2 separate regions of the Homo sapiens genome follow, and region 1 is linked to region 2. Evidence: chromatin loops called from intact Hi-C (ENCODE). Cell type or tissue: A673. All regions are shown on one strand. Links, peaks and the distances in the headings refer to the core of each region. The heading gives the core; the rest is flanking DNA.

Evidence for each region. A loop is a pair of places that touch in the nucleus more often than their neighbours do. Peaks named below come from ENCODE experiments on the same cell type or tissue, not always from the same donor. Only the 100,000 strongest peaks of a DNase experiment are listed, where the experiment ranks them.
Region 1: a loop joins it to region 2, with 2.0 times the contacts of the local background. A loop is called at or near these places in 24 of 110 quality-filtered maps.

Annotation. Positions count from the first base shown.
Region 1 is chr6:12,026,520-12,042,273 of GRCh38, reverse strand. All of the region lies in intron 2 of HIVEP1 (HIVEP zinc finger 1), which reads right to left. Among named protein-coding and RNA genes, the nearest start is that of HIVEP1, 22 kb to the right of the region's middle. RefSeq lists enhancers at 4,973-5,472, 5,473-5,974 and a silencer at 7,584-7,878. In A673, for the core only: a CTCF peak has its summit at 7,213; a DNase peak (open chromatin) is centred at 8,293.
Region 2 is chr6:11,646,986-11,662,739 of GRCh38, reverse strand. No RefSeq gene overlaps it. Among named protein-coding and RNA genes, the nearest start is that of TMEM170B, 120 kb to the right of the region's middle. RefSeq lists a silencer at 6,897-7,066 and enhancers at 11,399-12,004, 12,005-12,610. In A673, for the core only: a CTCF peak has its summit at 6,981 (motif pointing left); a DNase peak (open chromatin) is centred at 6,979.

The sequences.
Region 1 (15,754 bases), core at 6,263-8,762, 380 kb before region 2:
CCGTCTCTACTGAAAATACAAAAAAAATTAGCCAGGCGCGGTGGCGGGCGCCTGTAGTCCCAGCTACTCGGGAGGCTGAGGCAGGAGAATGGCGTGAACCCGGGAAGCGGAGCTTGCAGTGAGCCGAGATTGCGCCACTGCAGTCCGCAGTCCCGCCTTGGCGACAGAGCGAGACTCCGTCTCAAAAAAAAAAAAAAAAAAGCGTACGAATATTAACAAATACAATCTATGTACAAAGGATGTAAGGATGTTTACTGCAGTCGTTTGTAATGGCAAAAATAAAAGCAAAACTGAAAAGAAATAAAAAACAAAACTGGCCAGGCACGGTGACTCACACCTATAACCCCAGCACTTTGGGAGGCCAAGGCGGGCGGATCACAAGGTCAGGAGATCAAGACCATCCTAGCTAACACGGTGAAAACCCGTTTCTACTAAAAATACAAAAAATTAGCCAGGCATGGTGGCATGGAACTTTAATTCCAGCTACTTGGCTGAGGCAGAAGAATTGCTTGAACCTGGGAGGCGGAGGTTGCAGTGAGCCAAGATCAAGCAACTGAACTCCAGCCTGGGCGAGAGAGCGAGACTCTGTCTCAACAAAACAAACAAACAAACAATTAATTTGTTCTATCAAAGAAATAACTAAATTAGGTAAATTCTTACTAGAGATGATGTAACAAATTAACAAATTAAAATCTGCATGTAATGACCTGAAGGACATGAAGGATGTCTACACCAAATTCTTAAGTTGGGGGGAAGGAAAAAAAAAAAAACATGTAAGCTAGAATGTAATGTATACAGTAGCCCATATTAGCAACCCACTTTCTCCGGCTTTTTTTTTTTTTTTTTTTTTTTTAGACGGAGTCTCGCTCTGTCGCCCAGGCTGGAGTGCAATGGCGGGATCTCGGCTCACTACAAGCTCCGCCTCCCGGGTTCACGCCATTCTCCTGCCTCAGCCTCCCAAGTAACTGGGACTACAGGTGCCCACCACCATGCCCGGCTAGTGTTTTTGAATTTTTAGTAGAGACAGGGTTTCACCATGTTAGCCAGGATGGTCTCGATCTCCTGACCTTGTGATCCGCCTGCCTCAGCCTCCCAAAGTGCTGGGATTACAGGCGTGAGCCACACTGCGCCCGGCTGGCTATTTATTTCTAAAAACAGAAAGATGCAGGAGAGAGAGCAAACTGTCAACAGCTCAGAGGAGAAAAAGAGACAAACAGACCGACTGATAGTTTGGATATTTGTCCCAACCCAAATCTCATGTTGTATTGTAATGCCCAATGCTGGAGGTGGGGCTGGATCATGGGGACACACCCCTCATGGCTTGGTACTGTCTTCGTGAGAGTGAGTTCTCCTGAGATCTGGTTGTTTAAAAGTGTGTGGCACGTCCCCCCCACCACTCTTCACTCCCCCACCTTGCCATGCGATGTGCCTACTCCCTCTTCACTTTCCACCATGATTGGAAGCTTCCTGAGGCCTCCCCAGAGGCAGATGCCAGTGCTATGCTTCCTGTACAGCCTGGAGAACCATAAGCCAATTAAACCTCTTTTCTTAGAAATTACTCAGTCTCAGGTACTGCTTTATAGCAATGTAAGAACGGCCTAATACACTGACCAACATGACATGAGTTTTATCTTCAAAAATTTAAATCACACAAGTTATATGCATTGAGCAAAAAGTTATCAGAATTGGGTGTTTCACAAAGAGTGTGTGAAACAATTAATATATTGAATATATTACTGTTTTTCCCAGTCATTGCAGTTTCTTTCTACAAAAAACAAAACAGTAGTACAGCCTCAAAAATCTACAGATAATTTAGATCTATAGTTACGTATTTAAAAAGATATGTAAATCTACCTGTATCTTTATTAAAGACAGAAGGAAAGCAAGAATCAGATCAACAATGCTTCACATTGTGTGACAGGACTAAACTCTTAGAGAAAATTACACAATTTTAAATTATTCTTATTTTTGAGGATTTAACCTCTATGAACATCATAAAAGATTTGCACCACCTGGTGGAAAAGCAAAGATTCGAACACAGTTAAATCTCTTTATTACAGTGTTTCTTAACTCCTGGATCAAAAGACCTTTCAGGACTTTGATAAAAGCCCAGATCCCTTCCTCTCCAAAATGCAGGCATATGCATGCACGCCCACACAGGCACACACACATACACAGATAATAAGCAGTTCCAACAACTGCTGAGCCCATCTATAGAAAACCTTCATCTGTTGTTGGGCTTACATTTCCCCTCGACCGCCCAGCATCAGAATCCTCGCCCCACAGTTGGGGACTCCACTGCTGTTGAGTCCTGCTCAGCAGGGCAGCCAGGCCAGATGCCCGCCCTGCCTGAACTCCGGCCAGGGAACCACTGCAGGTGCTCACAGGGGTCCAGTGCTCCCTGTGGAGGCAGCATCCAAGATCCAGGCTGCTCATGGGTGGTGATATCCCCTGTCCTGGCTGCATAGCTTCTTCCCCTTGTTCCTCACTGTCTTTTAAACACAGATATCCACCTGTGTTGGGGGTTATGACAGCAACCTGACACCCCTTCCAATGAGGTCGTTCCCTGAGTCAAAGAGGCTACTTCTACTCTTTGCAATCAAGAACTCTGGCTTTACGCTTCTACTTGATTATAAGCCTCTGCCAGGACCTCCCTCTAACCTCCTACACACAAACCAACGCTATGACCTTCTAACCAACTTGGCGTCAATAGAACAAATGAGGTTTAAAGAGCTACTGGAACTGAAGGTAAGGACAGAGGATGACCCCTGAAAATACACAAGAATATCACTTTCATTAGACCTAAGGCAGGGTTCCTACAACCCAACCCCAAAAAGAGGCTTGTTTACCTGCATAGCTTCCACATGGCTCTGACTGGTATTTAAGACAATTAAGTAAATTGTCCTTTACTTTAAGTCATGACGTTGGATAAACAGCATGGTTTCAACCAAATGTGACTGACAAACATTTAATGAGAGAAAACTGGTAGAGAAAAGTTAGGTGGCATGGACACAAAAGACAATGCCTGTTGATATATGCATGTCTTTAATCAACAAAATAAAAGCTTAGCTGACCAAGCATTCCAATTTGAAAAAGGTAATCCTGGTTTTTTACATAATCACAGATTTTTTTTAGCTGAAGTAGAAATATACAAATCTAAATCCTTTCAGTGTAGATAAATAGGTAACAAAGATCAAAAAGTGGTAAGTAATTTGGCTAAGGACATAGCTAGTTCATGATAAGACTAAGGACCAAAGGGGTAACAACATTCATTCTATGTGCCTGTTACTCTGCCAGGTATATTATATAAAGTGTCCATTTTAACTCTCATCACAAATCTGTGACAGATATATTATACTCATTTTATAACACAGAGAATGACAGTCAGAAGTAAAACGTCCCATCCACAGAGCTCCTAAAAGGCAGAGTAGAGATCCAAAACTCTATTTATTAATTTCTAAAGTTAATCTTACTCCCTTCCTGGCTTTAGGGTTTGGGGAATGGAGAATGATTCTTTGTTGTTGTTGTTGGTGGTGGTGGTGGTGGTTCTTTGTTGTTGTTGTTGTTGGTTCTTTGTTGTTGTTGTTGTTGTTGTCGTTGTTGAGATGGAGTCTCGCCCTGTCGCCCAGGCTGGAGTGCAGTGGCGCAATCTTGGCTCACTGCAACCTCCGCCTCCTGGCTTCAAGCAATTATCCTGCCTCAGCCTCCCAAGTAGCTGGGACTACAAGTGCATGCCACCATGCCCAGCTAATTTTTGTATTTTTAGTACAGACGGGGTTTCGGCATGTTGGCCAGGATGGTCTCAATCTCTTGACCTCGTGATCTGCCTGCCTCAGCCTCCCAAAGTGCTGGGATTACAATCGTGAGCCACCGCGCCCATCCAGAGGATGATTCTTAACTTTTTCTGTGTACCCTGTATGCCTCTGCAGTTTAGCCAAATTGATGGACCCCTTTTCAGAATGTTTTAAAATGCATAAAATACACAGGATTAAAAAAACAATTACACCAAAATATAGTTCTCAAATATTAAAAATTACAGTTGATAAATAGTAATATCTGTGCTTCTTTATGAAAGCATTAAATAAAATCTAATAAAGCCCCGAATAACTATTGTTCCTTGCCTTCAATAGAAAGGATATCAATAGATCAAAACACTAAAACATACTGAATTTGCACGGTATTAATGTCTAACAGATACATCAGGTTCCTTAATTTTTTTCTGCACAGGATGTTTAAAAATAAGAAGAAGAAAAACCACAGACTAGGTGCGGTGGCTCATGCCTGTAATCTCAGTGCTTTGGGGGGCCAACACAGGAGGTTCACTTGAGGCTGGGAGTTCAAGACCAGTCTGGGCAACAAAGTGAGGAACTCCCCTCCCCTCCGCCAAAAAAAAAAAGTAGCTAGGCACACTGGCATGTGCCTGTAGTCCAAGCTATTCGGGACGCTAAAGCAGGAAGGGGACAAGCCTTAGCTTGTCCCCAGAAGTTTGGGGTTGCAGTGAGCTACAACTACACCACTGCACTCCAGCCTGAGCAAAAGAGCAAGACCCTACAAAAAAAAAGGAAAAAACAATAAACAGAATTATCATTTAGATTTCATTCTCCCTGTTGAAGAACATTTAAAAAGAAAACAGGAAAACACTCACTGCTACTATCTATTTCATATACAAAATTCTTTTCCATAATATCCAGTGCAACCTCTCAGCCACATACAACTACATTATCCACAAATATGTTTATATTCAACATAACCTACAGTCCAGCAATAAAATGCAGAAAGGAATATGGTTTCACAGATTGGGAGTCAGAAAATCTAATTTTTGCCACCAATGCAATAAACGGTCTCAGGAAAATCATCGCTGATCAATATATGAATGACCACAGTAGCAAACACACGAAGAAACTGACACAGACAAACATCTCTTTTGATTCTACACTTATGTTTACTAAATAGCCAGGCAACCAAAAAAGGTGCTCAAAAATTATGAGAATGTGGCATGATTAACAAGACAAATAATACATACTGAACTTTGAAAGATGAAAAACCTGCAAGAAGTGAAAATGAGGCACTCCTCTTCCAACCAAAATACGATATACACCCACCCACTCCAAGACCCGGGCCTCAACACCCACTCCGTCCCCTCCATCACTGCTCCTGACTGTTAAGGTCACCCTGAGATAACTTGGTCCTTGTAAATATCCACATCCTCCAAAACTTGAACGTCACTACTTTATTTCCATGGTTGCCTCCATTCAGCCAGCCTCCACCCAAATGATCTGGCCAACTCCTATTCATTCTCCAAGACCCAGCCTCCACACCATCTTCTCTGGAGGGCTGTTTTTTGTTTGTTTGTTTTTGGTTTTGGTTTTTGAGATGAATCTTCTGTTGCCCAGGCTGGAGTGCAGTGGTGCAATCTCAGCTCACTGCAGCCTCCGCCTCCCGGGTTCAAGCACTTCTCCTGACTCAGCTTCCCAAGTAGCTGGGATTACAGGCGTGCGCCACCACGCACACCCAGCTAATTTTTGTATTATTAGTACAGATGGGGTTCCCCCATGTTAGCCAGGCTGGTCTCGAACTCCTGACCTCAGGTGATCCACCTGCTTCAGCTTCCCAAAATACTGGGATTACAGGCGTGAGCCACAGCACTCAGCCAGAAAGCTGCTCTTTCATACTGTGTTGTTAGCTGCTTATGTGTCCGCCTACAGGACCACAGAGATCACCCAAGGGGCTGTGCATCCCTGGAGCCTACAGCAGTGCTCAGAACACAGATTGATGAATTAACTGAAGAGTCACAGGGTAAATGCTCAATTGATGCCTGAAATTACTTAAAATTCTCATGTTGCTGTCACCCTAACAAAAGTATTTCCACAAAGACCATACAATTGTATATCCTATACATACGTGGATTTTTACATATAATGAACATTTTTCATGTTTCCACAGGATTTCAAAAATTATCATTTTTAATGTCTGCCAGAGCATAAGATCAATTTATTAGTCTGCACTGAAGGGCATTTAAGGCACTTCTACTGTTTTGCTATTAAAGATAACACCAAAATCAAGCTCTTTGAACAAATATCTTTTTGCTTCAGCTGAATTATTTCCTTAGGATAAATTTCAAGACATAAAACCCTTTAAAGCTCTACTATGTCATCAGCAATAAATGAGTATACTTGTTCCACACAACCTCAGCAGCCCTGGGTGCCATTTCTTTAAAATAGCAAATGCGTGGGTAAATAAAAATTGTCTCCACATTGTTTCCATTTTTTCTTATTACAGAGAACGATGTTTCCATATAATACTTTAGCATTTGTAATTCCCTTTGTCCATTTACCTATTGTACCTTTTCTTACGTATTAGAAAAGGCTACCTTTTTCATACTAGTTCTGAAATAAGCAGTTTATATTTTTCTATCTGTCATGCTTTTTGTTTCTGGACTGTAATTCTCTAAGCCCTAGAATGAAATCTCAATGTTTTTCTATATTTCCTACTTTCTATATATTGATTTTCTACATATCTACTCGAAAATGTATGTTGATTTGTGGGATGAATTTCAGTACTTTCCCCTCCAAACATCCACTCCGTTAATCCCAACATCATATTTAAAAGATCCTTCCCTGTTTATGTATCTGCTTATGTGGGTATACAAATAATTCTAAAACGATTAAATGTTAAAAAATAAGATTCACTTTAGAAGTACATTTCAGAAACAACAAATTTTGCTGATATACACACACAGGTTCAGAGTACAAGGAATACATAAAAAGCAAAATGTACTATGTGTAATTTTTCATTGAAATTAGATTTTTCTAGAAAGACCCACCTATCAATGGGTCCTGACACTCCACCACTCTGAACTATTCTTATTTCATTAAAAAAGAAGAAAAAGCATGCTTGCAGTTTTTTCCTCAAACAGTATGCATCTAAACTTGAAAAAGATAATGCATCATTTACATGACACCTGCTCTTCACTTCCAGTAAGTCCTATCTGCAGAATTCTGTCAGACAAATCAGGATACACTTAGAAAGATTAATCTGTGACTCCTGAACAGATACACTCCAAGTTTATTTTCAAGCAACTGAGGAATATACTGAACAGCTTTCTCTGTCACAGATTAAACTCATAGATCAATTTTAGCCAAGACCATGTGCATATACCCACCATATATAGATCCTGGTACATACACATACACACTTTCCGTAACCAGAAATAATAACATCCACATCCATGAGGTGTCAGTAGCTCTTCATACATCTGGTACCAAGCGCTTGATTTACACAAATGGTATTTTTCCCAATTCTAACATGCTGCCAGCCCCAAGCTTACCCGCATTATTTTTCCAACTACATTTTCGTTGAGATCCTGCACTTCCAGGCTGTTTCAGTGGCATGTCAGATCAGGATGCCACACACAGCCTGGTACAACGCCCAGGTCAAGAAACCACACTATTTGACCAGGTTACTCTCCTTACCCAAGTCTCTGACCCCAAATTCCTTTTTCCTCTCTTTCAAGTACCCACAATGAGAAGAAATCAGAAATACATGCATAGGTTTTACGAAACTGGGACTTAGAGAATTAGCTCAATGTGGGCACAGAAAGTAAAGAGAATTCTTGGGGTTGAGGGGGTAGCTTTCACATGGAATCAGAAAACACTGTTCTCCTTTCCCAGTCTCTCCTGACAGTTTTCATTGTTCCATAGCCCTTATCACTTTGCAGCTGTTACAGTTTTGGGCTTGTCTTAACTCTCCTATTGAACTGCAGCGTCAGGGTCGCTGAGGCTACAATGTATGCCAGAGTCACTCAGGTAACCTCCACAGCACTCAGCAGGCACAGTGCCTTGCAGGGCTATTTATCAAACATTTGCTAAGTGTACAAGAAAAATTATCCAATCTGCAAAGAATAAAAGGTCTAAACTTTTACTTAATAAAACTCATAGATTCGGTTGCCAAAAATATGATTTTTAAAGCCTAAGAAACAGTAATCATTTTTATAAATCTGTTACAGACCAGCCTCAAGAGACACATTTATATCAGTGTTTAACAAAAGTACAAGATTCAGACCAAAATGCATACATACATAACTTCTTGCTTGACTCTTACAAAAAAATGCAGGTGCTAAAAGACTATCTAATGTTTATAAAATCCATTATTTAACTACAGCAATTCTGCTCTATCATGTATGTTACTGGCATGGGTGGGTTATTAAGTCAGACCGCATTCCAGACAGCACACGGCTGCAGTTCAGGGTGAAGAGACTGCCTACAAAACGTCTGCTTAATCCCATCCAATCTTTAACCAGAGACTTCCTGATTTCACCTTACAACAAATGAGCCCTGAATCCTGATTTCCTGTATGTCTAAATTCTGCAATGCCTATGTTGCGAAATTTAAACCTATCCAACTAGTTTAAGAATTACTCTTGAGGAACACACTATCCACAACAAATGTACTCTTCAGGAGACAAGAAGGTTTCCAAGGAACAAGAAGTGTCTAGAGATTTGGCTTTTAAAAACTTAATATTTTTTTAAAAAGTATTCTAGAATAAGGTACTCTGTCAGTAAGTAAAATAGTAAGATAAACTATACAATTCTCAGTTCTAAAAACTCTATGAAAATATAGTATTATTAAGAGGGTTTGGACATACTGGAGTCCAGTTGTGTCCACCCCAAAACTAAAGGTGACATTAAAACCTGATGTAACCAAAGTTACCACTTCTTCCATATTAACTTAAATATCACAGAAGAGAACCGCTGAGGTTGAGCAGAGTGGGCTGTGGTCCAGCAAGGTTCAAGAACGTTTCTCAGTACATTCTTTGATAATCTCTCTTAGAGACCTTGCTTTGCCCCTTCTAATCATGGCCTGAGAATGTCGACATAACAATGCTACTGTCTCTCATTGTACAGATGTTCCACCTGATAATCTTTTACACACACACACACACACACACACACATGCTCCTCTACTTATAATGGGGTCATGAACTGATAAACCCATCATAAATTGAAAATATCATAAGTCAAATGCATTTAATACACCATAACCTACCAAGCATTGTAACAACCTAGCCTACCTTCAATGTGCTTAGCACATTTATATTAGCCTACAGTTGTGCAAAATCATCTAATACAAAGGCTCTTTTATACTAAAGTGTTAGATATCTCACATATTGAATACTGTACTGAAAGTGAAAAACAGAATGGTTGTATGGGTCGAAAAATCATAAGACAAACGATTGGTTAAGTCAGGGACCGTCTACATATGAGTTCATTCACCGTAAAATAACAGTGAAGTTTCATCATCACTTGTAAGCACATGAAATTTATACTTTAGAAAGGAAATCACTATGAAATGTTGGGAAATTTTGGATATCTGGGAAGAGCATTCAACCAAAATGTACCCTGAAAGAAATACACTGTATGTTTCAGTTAGTATATAAAATAGCAAAATTATTCTACAAAAAGGAGAAAACGTTAAGAAGCAAAGCTAGGTAAAGCAAGAAGATAAATCTGGTGAAGAAAAAGTTGCCAAAAACACACCCACAACCACAAACTTTCTGGGTGGGTAAACAAACGTTTGCTGAATAGCTACTAAGTACCAGTTTTATCTATGTTATATTTAATTTTCAAAATAACCCATAAGGTAGGAATATTATATCCAATTTAGGATGAGAAAACAGGTTCAGAGAGATTAAGTAACATTCTGTCAATCACAGACCTAGTAAGTTGTACCAGGATTCAATCCCAATCCCACAACTCTAAACTCCAAACTCTTGCTTTTTTTCCCCCACTAAACCACACTTTCAGTTATAGAAGTTTAAATATAAAAGTTATCATGGCCGGGCGCGGTGGCTCACGCCTGTAATCCCAGCACTTTGGGAGGCTGAGGCGGGCGGATCACAAGGTCAGGAAATCGAGACCATCCTGGCTAACACAGTGAAACCCTGTCTCTACTAAAAAAAAATACAAAAAATTAGCCGGGCATGGTGGCGCTCTTGTAGTCGCAGCTACTTGGGAGGCTGAGACAGGAGAATGGCGTGAAACCGGGAAGCAGAGCTTGCAGTGAGCCGAAATCGCGCCACTACACTCCAGCCTGGGCGACAGAGCAAGACTCTGTCTCAAAAAAAAAAAAAAAAAAAGGTTATCAGTGAACTAACATTTGCATCAGTAGTAGGGATTTTAAATATGCAGAATGCCTGCAACAGTATTTTAAAAACACAATCATCACACTATTTGTATCTTTTAAAAAGCATCTAGATTTTCTGCCAGCTTGATGGGTCTCTACATGCAGTCTTAAGTAAGAGGCCTGTCAAAACACACTGTGCAACTTGATGTTATGAGGGCCCAGGACACTGCCTGCTGCAGGAGGACAGCATGGTCCACATTCACGGTCCACAGGAGGACAGAATGGTACACATTCATAGGAAATGCAGCAAGGACAAAGTGAGGAGTGACAAATCCTCTCCACAAAACGCAACCATAAAGCCACACAAAACTGTCAAGAACCACCACTGTCAGCGCTCTGGCAATCACCCAAAGCCGTATACACGTGGAGGGGCATTTCTTCGTGGAAAGTACTGAACTGCAGGTAAGACTAGCACATTGGCATTTTTTGCCCGGGGCTGTTCCTGTCTCCCTATCCCAGTTCTGTCAGTGCCAGGGTTCAACCAAGAGGGGAAAGCTGGGAAAAGCAGCAACTTCACTGCTTTTGCCAGGCCAGGTTCACCAGATTTGGAGCACAGTCAGTTAAACTGGCAATCCCAATAGCAAGAGAACTCAAGAAAATCAATGGCAATGTCCGCCTGAGGCTGAGGTCCTGCTGAGGGCAAGCAAGAGACTAGAAGACTAGCCAGGGACTTACTAGGGAGTTCTGGTAGGTGAGCCACTTACAGTGTGCTGGGTAAACTCTCCACATGTATCCCAGGTTAACCAGAGACTCTGCACATGTGTCACCAACACTAGGGCAGTCTCCTAACCTCTGCACACTCCTGGGCCACAGAGCCTGGGCATACACACACAAAGAAGACATAAGAGGGTCCAGCTGAAAGTTAAAGCCAGGACAGATGTGAGAACTGCCTGTGATTTGAAAGTGCTCCCCAGCCCACACACAGACCCACAGGCAGAGAGTCAAGGTTCAGACTGACTCACAATTAAGCTCTGATCTACCTTTGGCTTTAAAACAAAACTACACAGGGTAACCCTCTAGGAAGCTAGGATTTAAAGTAAAACATAAGAAAACAAAAAAAACAAACAAACGAAAGCAAACCTGGGCAGAGCCATCAGCAGCCACACAACATGAGAGAAATAGCCTTCACATATTTAGTCCAGAAAAGCTACTAAACCAAAAAATAACTCACAAGGGAGCAAGGATCAGAATCCACAGTTGCTACAATCTATTATCTTAAATGTAAAATATTCAACAAAAAATTGGAGACATGAAGAGAAATAAGAAAGTGTGACCCATACTCAGGGGAAAAATTGAGTCAATAGAAAGTATCTCTAGTATCCCCAAATGCTGGATTTAATAGGATGAGATTTCATAGTAGCTATTATATGTTCAAAGAACTGAAGGGAACCATATTTAAAGAATTAAAGTATGATTATAACAACAAATAGAATCTCAATAAAGTGATAGAAATTATTTTAAAAAGAGACAGAGAAGCAAATAGAAATTCTAGAGTTGAAAAGTAAAGTAAGTGAAATGAAAAATTTACTAGAGGGACTCAACCGCAAATCTGAACTGGTACGAGAAACAATCCATATATTTGAAGATAGCTCAATGAAAAGTATCCAATCTGAGGAACAGAAAAAAATTAAAGAGATATTAACAGACCCTCAGAGACCTGTGGAACAACAAACATAAAAATAAATGTGTGATTAGAGAAAAGAAAGGTACAGAAAAAATATATGAAGAAATAATGGCCAAAAACTCCCCAAATTTGATAAAACAAAAATACTGATCTACATATCCAAGAAGTTCAATAAAATTCCAAATAAGATAAACACAAAGAAATCCACAACTAAGCACATCACATTCAAATTGGAGAAAGATGAGAAACAAATGGAAAGAACCATGAAAGAAACAATTCATCTTGCAAAGAAAACAAACACAACACAATAAACAGCTGACTTCTCAGAAGTAACAGAGGCCAGAGAATAGTGGATGTTCAGAGTTCAGAAAGAAAAACAACAAAACCCTATCAACCAAGAATTCTATATCCAGAAAATTATGCTTCAAAACGGAAGGAAAAATAAAGACATTCCATAAATATTAAAAAAGCAACGTTGCTGCTAGAAGACCTGACTTTCAAGAAATGCTACATGAAATATTTCAGGTTGAATAAAAGTGGTACAGGATGATAACCTGAATCCATAGAAGAAGAGGAGAGTGCTAGAAACAATAAATATGTAGGTATATGTAAGACCTATTAGTATGTTTCTCATTTCTTCTCTTAAATTATTTTTAAAAAAGATTGTGTAAAGGAGTGATTTAACACTGTGTAACCTGCTTTATAATATAAAGGGATTAAGCATATATCACAATAATAGCATAAAAGGAGAAAGAAAAGGAGATACTGGAGAAAAGTTTCTATATTTTACCAGAGTTCAGTTAGTATTACTCTCAAGTAGGCAGTGATACTTTAAGATGCATATTATAATCTCTAGGGCAACCACTAAGAAAATTAATCAAAAGTATAGTAAAAACAAAAAAGAAAGAGAAATCAAAATCATACACTAAAAAATTTAACACAAAAGAAGGCAATTAAGGAAGTACAGAGGAACAAAAGTATGAAGCAAACAGAAAAGGCAAAATCACAGATATAAATTCAGTAATAATAATAAATTACATCAATGTGATGGAATAAACACCCACCCAAAAGGCAGATTGTCGGACTGGATGAAAAAGCAATCGCGGCAACACGCTGTCCACAAAAGACACACCTGCAACAGTGGCAGAGGTTCAAAGAAACAAAAAGTTCAACGTGAAAGAACAGGAACACACATGCCATGCAAACAATAACCCTAGTCTCTATAGTAATATCAAGTAAAATAGGTGTTAATGGCCAGCTTGACCTGAGACTTCTAGAACACTCTATGTAACCACAGATTTGTATGGGATTGCTTACAGCAACATTATTCACACAAGCCAAACACTGAAAACAATACAAATGTCCATCAAACGAGTGAATGAATCAATACAATCAGTGCATTTATATAAGAGAATATTATGTAGCGATAAAAGGTAAGGAAGATCCTGATACATGCTACGACACAGATTAATCTCAAACAATGAAAAAAAGCTACATGTAAAAACTATATACTGTATGATTCTACTTATTAAATGTCCAGAATAGGCAAATGTAAAGAGCCAGAAAACAGACCAGCAATTGCCTGCAGCTGACAGTGGGAGCAAGGATTGGTTGCAAATAAGCTCAAGGAAATTTTGGGGGTGACAGACATGTTCTAAAACTGGACTGTGGTAAAGGTTTCCCAACTCTATAAATTTACTAAACACACTGAATCATACACTTAAAACGGGTGAATTTTATTGCATGTAAATTATGTCTTAATAAAGCTGTAAAACAAATACAGTATACAGTAGTATAACTAAGGCAGTAAACTGGAGACTGAAAAAGGTAATCTTTCCATGAAGGAGCATATCCATCAAATACAACTTATTGCAAACCCTAGCTCTTCCAAGAAGATATTAACATGAATGCTGAATATATAACTCATCACACGTATGGCATTAATTCCATCAAAACATGATAGATCAACCTAAACTGTCAACATACAGAAGGATAAATAAAGCATTTAACCCCTTGGCTATGCAGTCATACATCTCCTTACATATGTTAACTGAGTATTTCCTTATATGCTCACTCATCAAATATTCATACAGCTGTCTAGACTTTCACGTGAAGCCATTATGGCCTTTATGTCTTCAACTATAAATTTCCTGGAAGACAGGGACAGAGGTGGTGAACTCCACAACATGTCCAACACCTCAGAGCCGGGCCACAGAAGTCCAGACGGGCTTATAAGTGACAGCCACCAAAGTGGCCCTCTGATTCCACCATACTTCATGACCACTATGGGCTCTTCCTGTCGCTGGGAAAGGAAACATGTTAACAGTTACCGATTCTCATACTATTTTGAGCCACGTGCTAACACCAGCATGGACCAAAATAAAGAGGTTAACGATCCAATTCATCTGTGGAGAATTAACATGCTTTCCAAAGTATTCCCCAAACAACTCAACAGTTATCATGAGCTCAACTGAGCCTATCCTTAAATTTAAACTTAAGCAAAATAAATTAAAACAAAACCATAACACGAAAATATCATTTACTTACTCTCATCCCACTACCCCAAAACCACCAGAAAAAAAGAATTATTAGGATATTACAGAAAGTGTTGTAGGGACTACTGAGAATTCAAACATATTGGATGTTTAAACATGTTTCCCACAACCTAAGGACAAATTATAATGCTTAATGTGCTAGCAGCAATTATCAATCACTCAGATGACCTGGTCCCATTCTCAAGACCTGGCACTCCACTCACAGGGGAAGACCTTCCTTGTAGGGCTCATTTGTCAGAAGGCGCACCTCTCAAAGACAGCTCTATTTTGCTGAATAACAGTCCTTCACAAGACGTTTCATGTACAGCATTGGAAATGGATTGCCTGCAGTAGTTTTCTACCAAGTTGAGTTAAATACAAAGGTGACTAGATGGAGACAGTACAATTTAAAAAAGGAGAGTACGCTACCTGACTCAACAGGTGGCTCCCTAACAATCTAATCCTTTTGGGTTGAGACCCATGACCTTGGTATCAGAAAATCAAGAACTAAATATTTCTGGCAAGACTAACTTGACCTCTAAGGCTTTCCCTTCATTTTAAAACCACAAGTAAGTGGACTTCTTCCCAACCAAATGTGAATTCCCTTATGCTTGGCAGGCAGCGGACCCTCACATACTAACTAAAGCAGTACCTAGGTTCCCCTAATAATAATTCATTCCTACAGCAATCCTCCACAGAAAGATAAAGCATTCTCATTTATTCCCAAACAGAAAAGGGTTTACAAATAAATGTGTTAACTCTCTATTTCCCAGGCAGGATTTGGCAAACTTTTCTGTAAAGCATTAAATAGTAAATATTTTAGGCTTCGTGACCACAAACAGCCACTCAACTCTGCCACTGTTGCATGAAAGAAGCCATGGTCAGTATGTAAATAAATGGGCATGGCTATGTTTCTATAAAACTTTATTTACAAAAACAGGTGGAGGATTGGATTTAGTCAGGATTTACTGATCCCTAGAATAACAGCCATTTACAACTAAAAAGTAAATTGCAGATCAACATCACCCCTACCAACCCCTAACCACCTTGTTCTCTAAGAAGAAACTAAAGATATTTGCTCAAAGCCATATTACTCTTTTGCTGGTTTATTCATACACATGATGATCTTCTGAAATAGGAAAAACAATAAAAAATGGCTGCCTCATTCTTTTAAACTGTTACCAGTTTCCTGGGTGTCAACAAATCATACTGACCTTGGGTGAAGGTTGTTTTTTAATGTTAACATAAAAGATACTGCCTAGCCACCGAACGATCTTCTTTAAATACTTATGACCTTATGACCCACCTGGCAGTATAAAAGACCTTGACCTGGTAATTTTATAATTACCATAAACAGAAACCAAACACATTAAATCTAATAAGTTTCCTTTCCTCTTTTCTTCCTTAGAGTTTCA
Region 2 (15,754 bases), core at 5,701-8,200:
GAACTTAATTCAGCAAGCAAAAAACAAAATAACCCCATTAAGAAGTGGGCAAAAGACATGTACAGACACTTCTCAAAAGAAGATGTACAAGTAGCCAACAAATATGAAAAAATGCTCATCATTACTAATCATCAGGGAAATGCAAATAAAATCACAATGAGATAACATCTCACACCAGTCAGGATGGCTATTATTAAAAAGTCAAAAAGCAACAGGTGTTGACAAGGCTGCAGAGAAGAAAGAATGTTTATACAATGCTGGTAGGAATGTAAATTAGTTCAGCCACTGTAGAAAGCAGTTAGGCTATTTCTCAAAAAACTTAGAACTACCATTCAATCCAGCAATCCCATTAATGAGTATATATCCAGAATAATATAAATCATTCTACCAAAAGATATATGCACTCACGTGCTCATCACAGCACTATGCACAATAGCAAAGACATGGAATCAAACTAGGTGCCTATCAATGATGGATTGGATAAAGAAAATATGGAACATATACACCTGGAATCCTATGCAGCCATAAAAAAGAATGAAATCAGGCCAGGCGTGGTGGCTCATGCCTGTAATCCCAGCACTTTGGGAAGCTGAGAAGGGTAGATAATCTAAGATCAGGAGTTCGAGACCAGCCTGACCAACATGGCAAAACCCCATCTCTACTAAAAATACAAAATTAGCTGGGGTGGTGGCACATGCCTGTAATCCCAGCTACGTGGGATGCCGAGGCAGGAGAATTACTTGAACCTGGGGGGTGGAGGTTGCAGTGAGCTGAGATAGTGCCATTGCACTCCAGCCTGGGCTACAAGAGCAAAACTCCATCTCAGAAAAAAATAAAAATAAAAAAGAATAAAATCATGTTCTTTGTCACAACATGGATGAAGCAGGAGGGCATTATCCTAAGAAAATTCATACAAGTACGGAAAACCAAATGCTGCATGTTCTCACTTATAAGTGGCAGCTAAACGTTGGGTACTCATGGACATAAAGATGGCAACAAGAGACACTGGGGACTACTAGTGGGGAGGAGGGAAGTAGGGGGATAAAGATTGAGAAACTAACCAGTGGGTACCATGCTCAGTACCTGGGCAACAGGATCAATCATACCCTAAACCTCAGCATCACTCAATGTACCCCTGAATCGAAAATATAAGTTGAAATTATTTTTTAAAAAAAACTAAGATTGAGGCCGGGCGTGATGGCTCATGCCTGTAATCCCAGCACTTTTGAGGAGTTGGAGGCCTGGCCAACATGGTGAAACCCCATCTGTACTAAAAATACAAAAATTTCCTGGGAATGGTGGCATGTGCCTGTAATCCCAGCTACTTGAGAGGCTGAGGCAAGAGAATCCCTTGAACCAGGGAGGCGGATGTTGCAGTGAGCCGAGATCTGCCACTGCGCTCCAGTCTAGGCGAGAGAGCAAGGGCCTGTCTCAAAAAAAAGAAAAGAAAAGAAAAAAAAAGCTAAGATTGAGTCAGGCTTGCATCCTTGGAATAAATCTCCGTTGCTCATAGGATATAATTCTTTTTATACATTGCTAAATTCAACTTAACATTTTATGAAGAATTTTTGCAGCTGTATTCATAAAGGATATTAATCTGTAGTTTATTGTATTGTCTTTGTTTTGGTACAAGGTAATAACTGGCCTCACAGAATGAGTTGGGAAAGTGTTCCCTCCCTCCACTCTTTGAAAGATACTGTGTAAAATTGGTATTAATTTTCACTTAAATATTTGGTCTAATTTTTCAGTGAAAAACTGAGTCTAGAGATTTCTTCTTTCTAAGTTTTTACAATATAAATTCAATTTTTAAATAGTTACAGGGTTTTCAAGTTACCTATTTCATATTGGGTGGATTGTGCTATTTTGTACTTTTTGAGGAATTGATCTGTTTCATTTAAGTTGTCAAATATATATGTGTGTGGAGTTGTCAGAATTGCCTTTTTAAAAAAATTACAAAGTATAATACTCATAAGGAAAATGCAAAAATGTGCAGCTCAATGTAAATAATCCCTAAAAAGCAACCACCCACCTAAGCACCATCTAGGTGTAAGGAACATGGCCAGCACCCCCTGACACCTCCCTGGGGCTTCCTCCTGAATACCACTGACTTCTCCTCTTCCTTAGAAGCAGTCACTATATTGATTGTTAGAGAAATTACTTAATTACTTTTCTTTTTAATCTTTACAACCTAACTACATATCCCTAAATACAATAGCTTAGTTTTCCCTGTGTTTTGAACTTTATATAAATGAAATCATAAAGTATAATGTGGCTTCTTTTACTTAAAACTATTTTGGTGAGAAATATTCAGATTAGTCACTCATTTTCATGGCAGGGGTATATTCCATTCTAGGAATGTATGCTTTAAGGCTATTGGATTAAAGCCTTACATCTTTGGGCATCTATTTCTCTGCACAGTGTCAAGGCAGTAAGATGTTCTGGTGCCTTACTCTTCTCCTGTATATATTTACCAGATTAGCAAACTCTCAGCACTCGGTCCTGAGAGCCTGGGTAGTACATTCAGTGTACTCCACAATCTCCTGACTGCACATTTCAGCAACAGCAAGAAAAGCTGGAACTATTGGAAGAAAGAGGGTCAATGTAGGCCACTGACAATGGCATGCCTGCTGGAATGAGGTAGCCTCGGACTTGAGCAACATGAAAAATGCCCAGGCAGCCAAGAGAGGGTCCCCAAGGCCAGGGGAAGGAAAAACACCCAAGCATATCGTTGCTGACTCTCATTTCCCCTAAAGCATGGAACAGTGTTGTTTTGTGGAAAGTACATGACTTTCAGAGCCAGACAGATATGGGTTTGAGTGATGTTCAGTTGCTGGGTAGACTTGGGCAAGAGACTTAACCTCTCTGAACTTCCACTTCCTCACCATGCAATGAAAATAATAATGTCTTCCCTTTGGTATTGTTAGAGGAATTAAAAGGCCATGATACATGGGAAACCCAAAAGAAATCTTTCATTCCATCCTCCCTTCCTTTCTTTCTTACATTCTTTCTTCCTATATCCCTTGATATATAAAATGGTAGAGGTAGGAAAACCCTAAAATTACTTAATTCCACACTCTTCTCATACAGGTAAGAGACATGAAGGACTTGCTTGAGATCCCACCACTGGCCAGTGGCAATGCTGACATCTTCCTAGTGTGATCTTTCCACCATGCCATGGGGAGCACCTAGCTGGAGAATTAGAAATTCTAAGTCTCAATTCCAAACATTTGTATGTGCATCCGCTTAAAATTCTGAATTCAAAGGGACATCAAAAAGGACAGCTTTCTTATCTCACATTTTTCACTTAAGAACACCCAATTATACTGAGCCTCTTCTACTTTAAAAGCTGCTCTGATTCATAATTTGTACAAGGTTTGGCGAACTTTTACAACTCAAGACCATATCTGATGCCTCCCTACAAGCACTTCTGAGTAAATTTTACTTTTTGGAAGAGGTAGTACCAGTTGTCCCAAATCTAGAGCCCTCAAACCCCTCAAGGTCCACGATTGTTCAAAGATGACCAGTTATAATTTGGGATTTGCCTTCCACTTGGACATTCTTCAGAGTTTGAGAGAAAATTCCCCTACTTTGTGAGCTCAGCTACACGCACGCACTCCAGGGAAAAGAGTAAAATATGCATCTCAGAACTACCCTACCTAAGGCCCAGCGCAGTGGCTCATGCCTGTAATCCCAGTACTTTGGGAGGCTGAGGCAGGTGGATCACTTTAAGTCAGGAGTTCGATAGCAGCCTGGCCAACATGGTGAAACCCTGTCTTTACTAAAAATTAGCCAGGCGTGGTGGTTTGTACCTGCAATCCCAGTTACTTGGAGGCTGAGGCAGGAGAATCATTTGAACCCAGGAGACAGAGGTAGCAGTGAGCCAAGATCACGCCACTGCACTCCAGCCTGGGCAACAGAACGAGACACCATCTCAGGAAGAAAAAAAGAAAGAAAGAAAAGAACCACCCCATCCAAAGGACAAGGCAGCTGGGGTGTTTCTGCACCAATTCCCACCAGTCATCAGCTGAGCACTGTTCCCAAAAGGGGCTGTTCCCTGCCCTTCTTGTCTGCCTCACATGGTCAGAGTAACCTCTGGAAGCCAGAGAGTCTTCAGGTAGAGATGTGAACGCAGGCAGTTGGGAGTCTGGGTGCGTGCACCAAAATGAAAACGGTCCAAGAGATGTGGTCCTGTGGGGCACTGGCATTGAAAGACACATGAAAAGCACAAGGCACGGACTTTCTTTAACCAGAGATTTCTCTGACAATGCCAAAAGAATGGGCTGAGGTAGCTGGAAAGCAAAGGCAAAGTTTGTTCTGTGTTTGCCAAATTACATTATCAGTTGTACTCAAATCTTCATTATGTTTCTTTTGTATATGTAAGGACATTGATTAGAAAAGAGACAAATGGAATGGGAATATAGAGCAGGATTTGGAGACCTTCAATTTCCCCAACCCACAACCCACCCTGAGCTCCCTCCTCCTCTGCGTTCCCTGGTTAGGCTCTTCATGTCTGGCCTGAAGACACTGTTAACTTCTCTCAGTGGCCATCAGTTACCTTGGCAGAGGGACAGACTCACTTAATGCTCTATCCCTACCCCCACCCCTCACCTTTACACACTCATCTTCCACATCCCCAGACTTGTAACTAAAGTCAGACCCCAGCACTTACTAGGGGAGAAGGGAATTCAACCACCAAAAGACTTACAGGACTTAATTATATTGGCAAAGATGTGGGAATATGTGAGGAAAGGCATCCTGAAGGCTATTGGTCAAGAGGAAGGAACATCACTTTGATCAGGGTAAACGTGGGTGCACTGTGCACTCACCCACGATTCTGGATCTAGTGGTGTTAGCTGGGGCAGCTGAGAGTGGTTCTGATAGTTTACTTGCTGGCCCAAGAAGTCCAGGGCTCCATTGGAAGTACAGTCTAGGGAAAGTTGAGAAGCTAGAAACTGTAAGGTTCAATATAACAAAAGAACTCATAGGTGTCAAGAGAGGAATGTGGCTGTAGCCTTATAGGCAATCCCGTCATCAAAGCCTGGGATAGACACTGGTAAGGCAAACACCGGCATCTTTGAAAAGAGTGTAGAGGCTCTTCTCTGTGAGTTGGGAATAGTGGTGGAAGATGCTACCATCCAAAAGGACTGCTTGATACCAAGCATGTGGGAAGGGCCCGGGTGGAAAAGGACAAATAGGTACACTAGAATAGTAAGATAGAAATGGGTATAGTCATCTTACAAGACATTAGGGCTTACCAGAATGAACTGAACTGCAGGGATCTTAGGGTGTGGCCAGTTGATCGCAGGATTTCCGGCCTAACTTGGCGTGTAACTGAAAAAACTCCAGGTCTGGTGAATGGGGGCTGCTATTACATCAGAAACTTGGGGTCGTGTCTAAGACCGAGTCAGTTCCCAGACCCACATCCCCTCACTAAAGGGAAAATAGGGATGCTTAAGGCAGCACTTTCTGCTAAAATTGCCAAGTATGTTCTGTGACTTTTCCTCTCAGCCTTCCCCAGTGGTACTTGTGTCCATTTAAACAGGTTACTGTACTGGGGGAAAAATGCCCAAACTTTTCTCAAATATTTGGACACTGGCTCCAAGCCAACCATACCACAGACCACCTATCAAAGCAGGCGACTAGTAGAGATCTGGTAATTGATAGAGTTTTGGAGTGTGTGTGTGTGTGTGTGTGTGTGTGTGTGTTGACCTTTCTTCTCCCATTTGGCAGAGGAAAAGTATACCAAACACAGAGGAAAGTGGAGAACTCATGGTGAGCTTTTACTCCTGTAACTGCATCCATTCCTGCTTCGCTTACTGAGTTCCCTCCACACTTGCATCTCAAACGCTGAACTCAAACTTGTCATTCTCCCTCTCCTCCCATGGCCTTTGAATTTGCAATTCCCTGGCCTAAATCTTCCTCACCTCTTCCCATCCCTTTGCCTAATTACTTCCTCCTCATCCTTCAAATCTCAGCTCCAGGGTCCCTCGTTAGGGAACACTGCCTATTCCCATCACTCCACGAATCTAGGTCAACTTCATTAGCTCCACAACATCCAGGGACAGCAATCTTTGCCTTTAAAGCACCTCCCGCAGCTTGTTGATGCACATTCATGCGAGTGGCTTGACGAGTATCTGCTTCTTCCTCTAGACTAGAAGCAGCCCAAAGCTGGAACGTAGTTTTGGTTACCACTCTTCCCCTGGCTTCTAAATACGATGCCTGGCACAGTGAACACTCAATAAATATTCATCAAATGAATGGATGAATGAATAAATAAATGAATGCACACCTCTTTTACTTCAAAAAAAAAAACACTTCTTAAGAATTGAAATTTAGCAATAAATTGGCCAATGTTTTTCCTATCTTTAGCGTGCCAGCACTTTCTTCTGGAGACCATGAGCAGGGGCAGAAAGACATCATCCCCAGCAGCACTCACATCTGAAAGCAGGCGGGTGTCCCTCTGCAACAACCCCTGCTCAGTTAGATTGCTTTAGGATACCCTCTTTTCTAAACAGAACAAAATTTTAACCAGACCATAAAAGCTGGTTTGGGATCTGAAAGAATAAGATTGTGCAGCAAATGATAAAAGGAAAAACCCAGCCATGCCTCCCTGTTCTGCCTTTTGTTTGGGCATCCTGTGTCCTGCTAGGCCTAGAAGGGGGTTGATGGAACCGTTTGTTGGCTGAGAGACTGGATTTTAATTGTCCTGCAAAGCTCCAATAAAGCTTTGTTTCAAGTCTTGAATTTCATCCATGTTTCCCTTTTAACAAACTTCAAGGAAATAACTCACCCTGAACTGCCACAGTGTACTGCCAAAGCGCTAGCAAATAAGAAAGGCACATGCTTCCTGAATTTGGGTGAATGAACCGACAACACTCACTTTAAAGGGTTTTCTTTTTCTTTTTTTTTCCTTTTAACTAGGAGAGAGAATGCGGACCAGGCTTTCCCTCAGCAATTTTTCTAATGAAAACATTTGGTGCCACCTGGTGGCCAAATTTACACGGACGCCTCAGCCTTCGCAGAGTACAAATGTCTCCCGGTTGAACTGGATATTAAAAACCCTGGTGCTACTCGGGAGGCTGAGGCAGAGTGGCATGAACCCGGGAGGCGGAGCTTGCAGTGAGCCAAGATCACGCCACTGCACTCCAGCCTGGGTGACAAAGCGAGACTCCGTCTCAAAAAAAAAAAAAAAAAAAAAAAAAAAAAAAAAAAAACCCTAGTGCAACCAATTTGGTAAATTTCTAAGAATATAGAGAATTTAAATTTCTCCTTATTGAAGACAAAATTCCCCACCTGCGTTCCACCACGCCTCTTGGGGACAATTTGTTTTCCTGAACAGGTGGCTTTCTTTAAGTGAACATTTTCTCTAAGGTAATATGCTTCATGCAGAGTTCACTTTTGAGCTAAAAGAAGGGCAAGAAGTGCAAATAATTATTGTGGCATGAGAGAAGGAGAAGGAATTGCCCAGAAATCCTTTAGGCCCCTTCAGTGTCTACTGGCCTAGGATTCCAAAAAGGTTTGAGAATGTTTCTCATACTCATATTTGGCCCAAGCACACGGGTCCAGTGGGTCAACTTTCACTTTGAGAAAAGCTTCAAATTCCACATTCTTGGATAAAACATAAATAGAGCCCAGTTAGTCCCTCTCAGGCTTTTATGAACTAGAATCATATTTCTTAACCTATCATTCCTGAGTGTGAGAAAAACAAGAGGAATGATATGTAATGTCTTAACAAGCTGTGCTGGGATACCAATTTTAACTGGCCAATAGAACCAACGCAGATTATGTTTTAGAGAAATCTAATCCCTTATAAATCAGCTGTGTGTAAAAACCCTCACATAAACAAGTGATGTGTTGTGAGTAGCAAGGAGAAAAAAAAAATTCTCCTGGAAATGTGTAGGTCTATTAGCGGAGACAAGCGCTGCTCGCCTCGTGCTCCATACTCCGAAGGGCAATTCATGTTAAAGGCAGTAGTGGGCTGGCCCCCTTTATGCTGAACATAGGAAATACAGAAAAACATCTACGAGACTGAGCAAAGTGGTAGTATTTCGTGCACTGGCTGGCTCAGCACCAAAATTCAAATCAATACTCCAGAGAGAAGAGCCCCCAGAAACAGCCCAGCAAGAGCTTGGAGGGTTCAATGATCATTTAATTTAAGCCCCTCTTTTTACAGACAAATGAACACAGGCCCCCAAGAGTTTAGGTGATGTTCCCGTGGGCCCTTATCAAGTTAGAGCAGAGCCCAGGGAGAGAGAGAGTTGAGGTCCTCCGCTCTCTGCTTCTGCCTCCACACTCTGCTTGCTCTGACCAACGTCCTCCCACCGGCGATGCAGAACTTCAAAGGGATGGAAAAGGTGGCAAAGTCACCAGTGAATCTGTGTGATATACATAACTGATGACTTCCTCCTTTAAAAATTTTTTTGAGAGAGGGTCTTGTTCTGTTACCCAGGTTGGAGTGCAGTGACACAATCGTAACTTGAAATCCTGGGCTCAAGTGAGCCTTTTGCCTCAGCCTCCCGAGTAGCTGGGACTACAAGGAGCACACCTCCATGCCTGGCTAATTTGTTAAAATGTTTCTTTAGAGACGGTAGTCTCACTATTTTCCCCAGGATGGTCTTGAACCCCTGACCTCAGGTGATCCTCCCGCCTTGGCCTCTCAAAGTGGTGACTTCAGGTGTGAGCCACTGTGCCCAGCAGCTTCCTCCTTTACAGAAATAAATTAATGCAAAATAAAGGAGGAAGAGAGAAATGATAGCTAAGCAGAGAACATGCAACAAAGTCAATGCTAACATCCACGTGATTGAGCATCTACTGTATGGCAGGTGCTTCACATGCGTTATCTTGAATGGGTGAACATTCTCCAATACAGCAGGGTTCCATCCATTCCACAGGTGAGGCACCTCATGCTCAGGTGGGTAAATTGCCCACCACCGTGTGGTAATAAAAGGGCAGAACACACACATGAAATCAGGACACCCTGACTCCAAATCCTATCACTGTTTCATGTCTCCAGCTGCAGACAACTCTTATGTGAGCCCTGGATAGGAAAAGGAACAGAGTCATGGAAGGTCCACTTAAGTTCTCCTTCAAGCAGCTAAGGAGGTGCTGTCTCTAACAAGCCAAATTAAGATAGGCAAAGTCACCCCAGCAGCTGTTGACTTCAGCATTTGCTTTTAAAATGAGAATTATTGTCTCAGGGTGAAGACTCCGGTTCAAGCATGAGTCATGCACCCCAGCAGACCTGGTTTGTTTTTAGCGAAGTGTGGCCGGGGGAGGAGGGGTTGTATTCACCAGCAAAGCATGTCACAGAGGATGTACACACACACACACACACACACACACACACACACAGACACACAGACACACACACACACACGTCTGCCCATTACAGCTGCTCCAGGCATCTCTCGCCTGACAGAATAGGGTCTGTTTCTGACCCCCACACATCCTTAAAGAATGTGATCTTTGCAGAGATCACTAGCAGGAAATGACCCTGAGGAAAGCCACTTGATGTCATTCTTTGAATGTTCTGCTGTCAGCTCCCAAAACTGTCAGGAATGAGGTCGTAAGTGTCTCCTTCAGCTGCATAAATAGAGGCCACCAAAGGTCTCCAGGAAAGAAAAAAGCTGGTAATCACAGCAATTCACGTGTGGACCAAATATGGCAGCACCGGTGGAAGACAGAGTCATGTTATGACTCACACAAACCCAAGCTGGAATCCCATAGCTGCTGTTTTCCAGGGGTATGACATTGAACTGCATAAATGCCTCAGTTTCCCCATCTGCTTGATGGGCATCAGAGCATCACTATGAGGGCTGAGCCGAGTACTTATAGAAGCAGTGGGTGATATAGGTAGCCAGTGCCTGATCAATGCTGCTTCTCATCCATCCTCCTCCTGCATGATGTGGTTAGAAATCTCCAATGGCTGGGCGCGGTGGCTCATGCCTATAATCCCAGCACTTTGGGAGGCCGAGGCCGGCGGATCACCTGAGGTCGGGAGTTTGAGACCAGCCTGACCAGCATGGAGAAACCCCATCTCTACTAAAAATACAAAATTAGCCAGGCATGGTGGCACATGCCTGTAATTCCAGCTACTGGGGAGGCTGAGGCAGGAGAATCGCTTGAACCTGGGAGGTGGAGGTTGTGGTGAGCTGAGATTGCGCCATTGCACTCCAGCCTGGGCAACTTCCAGAGTGAAACTGTCTCAAAAACAAACAAAAAAAAGAAATCTCTGGTGCGGCTGGGCATGGTGGCTCACACCTGTAATCCCAGCACTTTGGGAGGCCAAGGCGGGTGGATCACCTGAGGTCAGGAGTTCGAGACCAGCCTGGCCAATGTGGTGAAACCCTGTCTCTACTAAAAATACAAAAAATTACCTAGTTGTGGTGGCACACACCTGTAATCCCAGCACTTTGGGAGGCCGAGTCGGGCAGCTCACTTGAGGTCAGGAGTTGGAGACCAGCCTAGCCAACATGGCAAAACCCCGTCTCTACTAAAAACACAAAAATTAGCCAGGCGTGGTTGCGCACACCTGTAATCCCAGCTACTCAGGAGGCTGAGGCAGGAGAATTGCTTGAACCCGGGAGGCAGATGCTGCAGTGAGCCGAAAACATACCACTGCACTCCAGCCTGAGCAACAGAGCGAGACTCTGTCCCCAACTCGCCCCAGAAAAGAAAAATCTCTGGTTCCATCAGAACCAAGAGTGGCCCAACAAAGGGCTGACCAGTCCAGCTTCCTGGTCATGGAGGTCACACTGATGCTAATGGATCAAGTTGGCAAGCTTGACATTTAATGTAAAACTGCTAGCATCAGATTATTTGGGGCCAACGTTCCCCCAGTGCTTAAGAATCACTGTTATAAATTCTTCTTCCTTGCAGCTCTCAGAACTGATCCCTCCTCTCTTTGGCACGTATCTCTGCCTCAGTTCCAGCTCTCAGCCCCCTCCCTGAATCCCACAGCACCTCCCAACTATGTCCCTGCCTTCAATCTGCCCCATCATCCCCAATCCCTACATTGCTGCCAGAGTGAGCTCTCTGACATGTCTGTCTGAGGTGATGGATATTATTGGGTGTCTCTCAGCATCATTCTGTCTTCTTCTTTAAACAGAGACTGGATTTCGTTCAGACACCTAAATCTCCCACCTTTGCCCTATGCTTCTAGGAAAGCTGTCTCTTCTCCCTTTTCCTTGGGCAGGCCTGATTGATCGAAGAGTTAGCCTATCCACTTACCAGTGACTGTTTTAATATTGGTCCATGTTTCAGTTCTGGACAATGTTCTGGAAGGAAAGGTTTGTGGCTGCTTCTGGGAATATTCTTCACTTCTTATCTGCAGGCCATGAAACGTGTAAAATTCTGCCATGACACTATCACACTGCCTTACTCATTTATGTGTTTGGATCCCTACAGAGACTGTAAGCTCATAGCGTAGGCCTTCTCTTACTCTACTCTTCATCCCACTCCTAATACTGGCACATAGTAGACCTTCAAATAACAGTTGCTGAATGAATGAATGAATGAAGGAATGATGTTTAAATTATCAAGGGTGGTGAATCTTCCCAAAGCACTTCCTAACAGACAAAGGGACAGAGATCCTACTCCACAATAAAAGAGCATCCACTTATTGATGATGTTTGCTATAAACTCACATCTGTTGCAGCTGCCTTTTCCAGAACACAATGCCAGGCCAGATGTCAACCTTCTTTCCTAAGTAGGAAGTGTTTCCTAAGTCACATACACAAGAAGACCTCTCTACAGGATGTTATGATTGCCCCTTAAAGGCAGCAACAAAGCAAGGTTTTAGGACACCAGAGTCAGATGCACTTTGAACACCCTGTCTTCTCAGCAGAGGCAACATCATGTACTGGCCTGAATCATCAAAATCAACAAGACAGGTAGTACAGAAGGGTATGAACTTGAAGCAGAAGGGACCCTGGCCTCACCGGCAGGGCATTACAATTTGAAGTGGACATAAAGCATAATCACCAAAGACATTAAATTAAAAATCCTGCCTGCCCCCATAAAGCCCAGAGGACAAATTAGTAGAGTTGTATACAGGCTGCAATGGAATCATTTGCAATTAAGAGCAGTAATTTAGCTTCTGTTCCTGTAATTATAACTGCTCCTGTGTGGACAGACAGATCCCTCATTGTGTCTGGAACAATCGCAGCATTCCAAACATAAAGCAAGCCAAAGTAGCATACCCCAGGGCCGCCTCTTTCAACAAGCTATCGCTCAACAGCCCCCCGGTGCAGCCGGCTTGAGGGCCCAGTTTCCTGCCATTGTTAGCCTGCTGAGCCTGGAATTCCATCCAAATGGGTTTGACCCCTTTGCTAAACAGCAGTGCATATTTCCCTGATTAGTATATTCCTGTGTTTAGATGGGAAGTGGCAAGGTTGGGGGAGGTGAAGGGAGAAAGACAAGGAAAATAATAAGGAAAAACAACTCCATTCTATTCATACAATGATGATAGCAACCTGGAACTCTGGCTTCATCTGCAAGTGTAATATCCGTGCTACTCATGCATAAATAAATATTCATCCATCAAAAATTCTGTGTTATGTGCATGCCATAGACTAACCAGGCTAGGAATGAGCATGCACACCTGACTTCATTAATAAGTAGTTATTGCTATGGGGGGTCTGTTTATTCTAAGAACATGCAGAAAATTATAAACTATAATCTCCTTGTGGTTGTCCTTAATTACGTGAGTTCTGTCCCTCAAGGATATTTCCTTCTGACAATGACACTGAAGAGGGGCCTTTTGGTATTCGGCAACTGGAGTGATTCCTGCATATATAGGACTGCCCTTCTCCACACCACATCTTCTCCCACCGTACCCTACTTCCTGCTGTTTCGTCTAATGCTACAGTTTCTATCCATTCATTTTGCCTTTTATATTAATCTGGAATTCCCTCTTACAGATCACTTCACCATGTATTCCTTAGCAAACATTTTTATCACCACGTTTATTAATGTCTATTTGTTAATGACCCAAAGGCAAAGAAAAAATAATTCACCGTTTAAAGTCCTACGAGGTTATCAAAATTAAAAACATATATGATTTAAAGACACCATCAAGAAAGTGAAAAAGCCCATAGAGTGGAAGAAAAGTTTCACAAATCATACATTTAATAAGGGACTTGTATCTAGAATATATAGGGAACTATGACAACTCAAGACAAATAACCCAGTTGAAAGCAGGCAAGAAGCTGAACAGACATTTTACCAAAGAAGACATACAAGTAGCCAGCAAGCACATGAAAAGATGTTGGGTGTCATTAGCCCCCAAGGATCAATCAAAACCACAATAGGATACCACTGTTACGTGCGGGTCTTTGTTCTTAGAGCTCCCAAGATATGGCGGGCCACTCTCAAGACGGGGGCAAGCCTCTTATTCTCTGACCTGGGGTTCTTGGCCTCACGGATTCCAAGGAATGGAAGCTTGGGCCATGCGGTGAGTGTTATAGCTCTACTAGAAGCCGTGAGTCACAGAAGAGAACCCTGGAACCCAGCAACTAGCGTTCAGCTCGATTAGGACGAACCCTGGGCCCTTAGCCATGCAGGAACAATAGCGAGCCTCCAGCCCGATTGGGAGCGGCAATGGGCGTCTCGCTGGATCAGAAGCACAGTGGACAACCTGACGGATCCAGAGGGGTGGAAGTCAGAGGCGGGTCTGTGACGGCGGCAAACGGCAGTAGTGGACCGCGAACGAAAGCTCAGCTCGAGCCATAACAAACATGGACCAGAAGAGTGTGCAGTTGCAAGATTTAATAGAGTGAAAACAGAGCTCCCATACAATAGGAAGGGACCCAAAGGGGGTTGCTGCTCCCTGCCCGAATGCCTGGGTTTATATCCCGATCATTGTCCCTCCCCCTGTGCTCTCAGGCGATATATGATTTGACTATTTCTTTATCCTCCTGCTTTAGCCTAATTTATATTTTAGTGAGCCCTCTTTACTACCTAATTGGTTGGGTGTGAGTTGAGTTACAGGCCCAGTGTTTAAATGTAGGTGCGGTCACCTTTCCCAGCTAGGCTGTGGAATTCTTAGTCGGCCTAAGAAATCTGGCTAGTCCTGTCTGTCACCACTTCACACCCACTAAAATAACTCTAACAGAGAAGACAGATAATAACAAGTGTTGGTGAGAATGTGGAGACATCAGAACTCTAATATGCTGCTGATGGGAATGCAGAATGCTGCAGCTGCTTTGGAAACCATTCTGCAGTCAACCAGTCTGGCAGTTCCTTGAATGATTAAACACAGAGTTACCATAGATGCCAGTAATTCACCTCCCAGGTATATACCCAAAAGACATGACAACACATGTTTACACAAAAACTTGTACACAAATGTGCATAGCAGCATTATTCATCATAGCAAAAAAGCACAAAGAACCCAAATGTCCATCAACTGATGAAAGGATAAATAAAATGTGGTATGTCCATACAATGGAATATTATTCAGCAACAAAAAGAAATGAAGTATAAATACATGCTACAACATGAATGAACCTTAAAAACATGCCAAGTGATGTAGTCCCAGCTACTCGGGAGGCTGAGGCAGGAGAATTGCTTGAATCTGGGAGGTGGAGCTTGCAGTGAGCTGAGATCACACCACTACACTCCAGCCTGGGCAACAGAGCGAGACTCCATCTCAAAAAGAAAAAAAACAAAACAAAAAAACCCACAAACATATCAAGTGAAGGAAGCCAGTCACAAAGGACCCCATATTATATGACTTCATACTATGAAACATCCAGAACTGGCAAACTGCGGAGACAGAAAGCAGATTAGTGGTTGCCTAAGACTTAGGAGGCATTCTGAACGGCTATTTCTCCCAAGAAGATGCAGAAATAGCCAAATAGGCGTATCAGGGACTGACAGCTAAGGGGTGTGAAATTTCTTTTTAGGATAATGAGAATGTTCTAAAAATTGCTTCTGCTGATGGGTGCACAACTGTGTGGATATGGTAAAGGCCATTGATCTGTAAGCGTCACAGGGGTGAATTATCCGTTATATGAATTTTATTTCATCAAAGCTTTTAAAAAACTATGAGGTTAATTAAATACTCATAATTAGCTGGCAAATTTAATTGAAAGAGCATGGGACTTCACCCAGACTCTTTGCAATCTCGTCCCAACCTTGACCCTGCTCTAAATGACTAAGTAACTGAGGCAAGTGCCTTCGGTCTCCAGCCTCTGCGCCCTCATCTGTAAAACGAGGAGGGTGGACAGATGCTCCCTGAGGACCTTTCCACTTTTAATTCTTTCAGAAAACAGTGACCTCCAAAACAATTGTACTGATAAAATGGCCTGACTGTTCTTTGAACTCTCTGAAAGTTATCATATTCTTTTCCTTGGTTTTTAAAATTCCACCTTGGACTCTACTGGGTAGTTAAAATAATAAGTTAATTGTGTTTGATTTCAATGAAAGCAAAGTGTTTTAGATTAGTGTGTTTTGTTTATGTGCTGATAATGACCTTTTCTGCATGCTGAGGTGGGCAGCAGTAGTGAAATCTGCCCACCTGAAGCCAGCCTCAGTGGGGTCGGCTAGGGCCTGGGAAGCCCCTTCCTACTCAGTCTAAGCTGAGTACATTTACTTCCTCTGAGTCCTCCTCTCTTCTCCCATGCGAATTCTTATTTCCTGGTGTCCCTCATGTGTGAGTACGAGCCCGTTAGGCCCCCAGGCCAGCACCTCATAGACTTACAGATTAATTCTGGTTTGCAAGTGAATCATAGCATGGCCTAACATTTTTTTA